Linked DNA regions of Homo sapiens: region 2 is linked to region 1. A link is a loop called in an ENCODE intact Hi-C map of the cell type or tissue named here. Cell type or tissue: Caco-2. All regions are shown on one strand. Links, peaks and the distances in the headings refer to the core of each region. The heading gives the core; the rest is flanking DNA.

What was found. Peaks named below come from ENCODE experiments on the same cell type or tissue, not always from the same donor. Only the 100,000 strongest peaks of a DNase experiment are listed, where the experiment ranks them.
Region 2: it touches region 1 in a loop (5-fold over the local background); 5 of 110 quality-filtered maps call a loop at or near these places.

The regions. Positions count from the first base shown.
Region 1 is chr16:77,304,264-77,307,193 of GRCh38, forward strand. All of the region lies in intron 16 of ADAMTS18 (ADAM metallopeptidase with thrombospondin type 1 motif 18), which reads right to left. Among named protein-coding and RNA genes, the nearest start is that of SYCE1L, 110 kb to the left of the region's middle. In Caco-2, for the core only: no CTCF peak of the experiment used is centred there; no DNase peak of the experiment used is centred there.
Region 2 is chr16:77,357,959-77,360,888 of GRCh38, forward strand. ADAMTS18 (ADAM metallopeptidase with thrombospondin type 1 motif 18) reads right to left here. Exons shown (of 23, transcript NM_199355.4): 8 at 1,360-1,465. Among named protein-coding and RNA genes, the nearest start is that of ADAMTS18, 76 kb to the right of the region's middle. In Caco-2, for the core only: no CTCF peak of the experiment used is centred there; a DNase peak (open chromatin) is centred at 1,372.

The sequences.
Region 1 (2,930 bases), core at 281-2,780:
GCCTGGGCAACACAGCAAGACCCCATTTCTAAAATAAAATTTTAAAAAACTAGCTAGGTGTTGTAGTGTGTGCCTATAGTCCCAGCTACTTGGGAGGCTGAGGCAGGGGGCTGCTTGAGCTCAGGAGTTGGAAGCTGCAGTGAGCTATAGTCACACCACTGCACTCCAGCCTGGGCCATAGAGTGAGACACTGTCTCAAAAACAAAAACAATCAAATACTTCTGTTTTCTTTGAAGATTTCTATTCCCCCCTCTGAAAAAGACAAACTGTTACACTGTGTTTCCCACATCCCTTTTCCTAAACTTGAAAATGAGGATCCTCAGCAAAGTAAAATCCTTGAACTAAAGGTAAGACCAGCAATGATCAGAATATTAAACAGCAGTAAGGGAACAAATCCATTTCATAATATCATGGTAATACAAAACTCATGTATCTGGCCAAAAGAAAAAGAGAAATAACTTACACAATTTGCTGTACATGTTCTTAGGAACGTGCAGCTTTAAATTAACTCATAAAATACATAGTAGCTATTTGTATGCCTGTGTATGTGTGTTACTATTACAGTTTTATGGCCAGTAGCATATAGAGCATATTGTTTATAGTTTATTTCCTTAACATATTAATGCATTCAATGAATACATAAATGAAGGCCTCTTAACTTTACAAAAATCAAATGACTCAAGGTTTGCCTTTAATGTATGTGTAGCTATAAATTCACATGCAGAGTTCAATGTGTTATCATGTAGACCGAAAGACAATATTTGTACAAACCAGCAGAAAGCTGATGTAAGAATTTACTTAACATCAGCTCGTAAAGGCCTTGTAAAGGAAGTAAAAACTTAAACAAATAAGTACCAAGACAAATATATAAAAGATAAGTATGTGCCAATTGTAGCATATTATTTGCTTCTCAATAAGTAAGATGCTCTTTGCCCCCATCTTTATTCTGTGTTGAGAAGAACAGTGACCAAGAGTATCCTAGAAATCCTCTTATCTCTTACTGTTTGATGCCTGCAAATACTTAAACCTTTGGAGATTATTGTCCACTTGTCTCATAGAATCTCTGTGGGAAAGTTTCTCTTTCACCCTGTTCTTAAAAAAAAATCAGAATTTTCTCAAATCAAATCCACCCTCAAAAACTGCTACATAATTTCTAAAGCCCAGTGCAAAATGAAAATTCAACAGTCATTGTTTGAAAAAATTAAGAATTTCAAGACAGTGACAGTGAAGCATTAAACCAAAGGGCGCTTCTAAGCACAACGTCCTCTGCAGCTGGGCAGGTCCCATGCCCATGAAGCTAGTCCTGCCCAGCTAAATCCAGGTTTTCTCACCTGGATCAGTTTTAAGACACAATTAAAAATTTTTCAAATTCGAAATGACCCTGCAATCTGACAATGACTTCTCTCTCGTTTCATGGTTGGAGAATATAGCCCCCAATTTGGTGGCCTTGATTATATCTCAGCACGTGCTTTAGTGTGTCCATCACCATCAACCAAACCACAGACAGCCTCTCCCACTGATGTGGGGAAACAGGACAACCCTGGAGAGGTGTGCATAGAACCACCTAAGATGCTAACTTCCTCTACGAATGCCAGGGAACACATCTTGGGCAATATGTAACTTGAAAATGATCATTCCCATTGTTCACATTTTAGAACATTTTCGGTGACCATGTCAAGAGTAGTCCATTGCTTTTCTCAGCATTCCTGGAGAACACAAACATGCTCAGGGTACAGGAGCACCGCATCCCTCCCGTAATGGCACCACATCACAATAATGCCATTGCTTACAACCCCGTGCCGCATGTCGGAGTGTATAGCCAAGCTGTTAAATGCACAAATTTGGAAAGACCGCCAGTGATTCAATCTACTTAACTGGACTTAGTCCAGAGAATTTTCCAGCCAACTGGCATGGAGTCTCCAATTTACAGCTGGCAAGCAACCTCCTTAAATGCTTCCAGGTCCTCCATAGAGATGTTTAATGTCTACCTTTAACACACAAACCACCTGACTTCAGACACAACACTCAGCAGCTCTAACCGCAGGGTGCAGAGTTATAAAATTTACAGCTTCTTAAGTTGGAAAACCACAGACAGGGGCTGGAATCTACCAACAACTCTCTGAAGGAAGGGGATGCAGTTTCTGTTTAAGGCACATAAAATTAAAACAAAGGATATCTTCAATAATCACGGGTAAATGATTCTCTTTCTTTCGTCCCCACTTTTAATTTTTAATGTTAAAACTTTTTAAAATTCCTTCAGTCAGCTTTGTATTTGTTTCATTATTTAAGGCCTCTTTTTTTCTTCTTCTTCAAGAAGTTGTCCTCATTTTACCATAAAGGTTATGGATAAATTTTAAAGACTAGCTTTTTATTTAATGCATGCTAGGAAACTCAATTCCTGTCCTCAATAATGTATTCGATTGCTTTAAAATTAACAATGCCTATTGAGTGCTTATTATGTGCCAGGCAAAGCATTGTACATGCATTATCTCATTTAAAATTGATAACGACATTAAGAAGAAGGTGCTATTAATTCCAATAGTGTAGACTAATAAACCAATACTCAAAGTCACATAGCTAATAAGTCACAGCAATGGGACTCAAGTCTCTGGTCTTGTTTAACCCTAAAACCTCACATCTTCACTCTCACAACATTGCCTCTCAAGCTTTGAAACACCAAGCCCAGGATTCTAATTTAAAATTCTAAAAACTGTGTTAACTGCTGGAAAGACAACACTGGGCCTCCCTGGTGTGCTGTGACATTTACTTTGTGACACTGGGTTTGAACCTAAGAATTTTATTTCTTGAACATACTGGCATCTAATTTAAGAATACTTGATCTCCTCAATCAATTTTCCCCTGGATTTATTTATAATCATTGTTTTAACAACTGAAATATAATAGACTTTATTGGTTGGCCTTTTCTTGAT
Region 2 (2,930 bases), core at 149-2,648, 54 kb after region 1:
GATAATGAAATTTTTCAATGACCAGTATTTTGAAAAGTGACACCTGTTCGGTTGGACTTCATGCTGGTAAAACAAACTTAGACATACATTTGATATGCACACATATTTTGTTTCCTGCTTTGTATGAGAAGCATTGTTCTTAGTGAGCATTTTCGCTTCTCCATTTACAATTTTAAAAATTGGCTTATTCATATCTAGGAAAGTGTGCATGTGTGTCTAAATGTGTGTGTGTGTGTATAATAATGTTGGAAATTTGTTGGATAACAATAACAACAATGATCAAGGTTTAAATTTCCTAAAGATAATAAATGTAGCTCATAGAAGATACTGGCACTGTCCGGGCGTGGTGGCTCACACCTGTAATCTCAGCACTTTGGGAAACCGAGGTCGGCAGATCACCTGTAGTCAGCATGACCAACATGGTGAAACCTCATCTGTACTAAAACTATAAAAATTAGCCAGGCATGGTAGTGGGCACTGGTAATCCCAGCTACTCAGGAGGCAGAGGCAGGAGAATCACTTGAACCCGGGAGGCGGAGGTTGCAGCGAGCCGAGATCGTGCCACTGCACTCCAGCCGGGGCGACAGACGGAGACTCTGTCTCAAAAAAAGAAAAAAGATAGCAGCACCAACATATAAAAATACCAACTATGGTTACTGAATGATGTTTGCTTTTAAGTCAAAAATTAACTAGATGCTTTGAAAATATATGAGTTATTTCCTGTATGTTGAATAAAATATACACACAAGTACACACACACAAACATCCTAAACTGGTATATCTGAAGAGTACTACACATTGAAATAATTATTTTGTAAAGTATTATACTTGTTCCAATGCAGCTGCTATTGCTCTAATGTTTGAAAATTCTCTATAGCGTTGTCTCCATCATAAAAGGAAGATTTAGTGACACCAATCAAAAGAATATTAAGTACATGCAATGTTGCCAACTAAAAGAATATTCAGTACATGCAGCAAAAGTTTTTTTAAAAAGCAGCATGCCATTATACTTTGGGAATTAATTTTTCTCCATGATTACTTCCTGTGCATAAAGAATCAGCTAGAAGTGTCTTCATTGCTGCAAAACATGAACAAAAATAAACAAATGCCTAGCAGCCCAGAGACCCCATCTGTGCACACGAAGGAGTACTGTGTGGCTATTAAGTGCTGCTGTTTAAAGAGAATGAAATCAACAACAGCTAGCCTTTAGTGAGCCCTTTGTATAGTCAGAAACTATTCTAAGCTTTACACAAGACTGATCCTCTTTGTTCTGCCTAAGTCAACAACAACGGTTAGAGGAACACCAATGAATCACCCAACTAGTTTTCACATAAAGTAGTGGTTCAAAGAGGCACTTACTTGTGCCCTGACTCATGAGCGATGGTGAAGGCAAGGCCAAGTCCTGTGTCCTCATTGATGGTACAACTTCGGTACTTAGAGCACATTCCACTGATGGGGGCAAACCCTATTGAAAGAGCAGTTTCAAATGTGAATCCAAAGGTTGCACACACAGATACATGATGATGATTTATGTCCTCAAAATGTTCTACACAGTTTTAGTTTAATAGATCAATGCATTCAGTGTTTTTGGAAAAAAAAAAAAAAAAAGATCTATAGTTCTTTGTCCTGTGTAATGATAATGTATAAATGCAACATTTCCTATTTTCTTGCTTTTGTTACATATTGTTATCAATTGATCCTTGTAAGAGCCCTGTAAGGTCAGTATGAGTACTGTAATTCCCATTTTACATTTAGTTTAGTAAGTCACAGAATATTTATATGCCTTGTCTGAGTTTATCATTCAGGTCAGAGCAACGGATAGAATGATAGCAAAACCAATGCAAAATGCTCACTGAACAGTGGCATTAACGTCACAGCTCAGGGTGTATTTTCCAAGGAAAAACACATATCCTGGTCTTTTACTAGAGCAGAAAACATGAAAATGTCTAAGCAACATGTGCAGATTAAATTCATTTTTCTCTGGTTCTTTATAATGTGGTAAGTGCTTCTGTTCCCAAAGTTACTTCCCTCTAAGAGCCATTATAAAAGCATCCCGGCCAGCCCTTAAGTCTATCTTCAAATACAATACAGTGTGTGCGAACATCTTTCTTTCCAGTTTTGGGTCCTAATAATCAGTAGAACAAATCTATGTACCCATCTAATATTAAATGCATGCTTGTGAATGGATTGTACCCACTTCATTGTCAAGACGGAAGTGAGATCAGCTGGGAAATCTAATACAAAGGCACAAATAAGGGGTGGGATCATTATCATTACTACCATCGTCATCGTCACTAAATAAATGGTTGCAAATTCACACACTGTGCTATATGTCTATTATATATCTGTGTGTGTATGTATTTATAGCTTAGGAAACCAAAGCTCAGAGAGGTGAATTAACTTGTTCAAGATCTCAGAGTCATAAATTCTACACTCAGGAATCAACCACAGACATATGGGAAGTCAAAGCCCATGCCCTTTGCATTAGGACACACTGCTTAAAGTAAGTGACCTTTTCCACAGTTGATAGAATTTCTGGTGTTTTGTTTTTTCCAAGCCTTTTAGTACATTTTGGTCTCTGGATAACAGATAACACTGTCTGCTTCTCAGAATCTCTCTTGAAAACAATGCACTGGATTATCATATGTCACTTTGCACATTCCAAATTCAGAATATGAATGGATATATACCATCTTTCATTACAAAAACCCTTTCTATGGAACAATTCCCAAAATCATTGTGTTTTTGAAGACTGTGATTAATGGTTAATTGTTAAAATAAACTTATTTATAGGACATAACAGAGAAACTGCAGAGAATTTGAGAAACATAAAAAATAAAATTTCTGCCCTGGCACAGTGGCTCATGCCCGTAATCCCAGCACTCTGGGAGGCTGAGGTGGGTGGATCATTTGAGGTCAGGAGTTCGAGA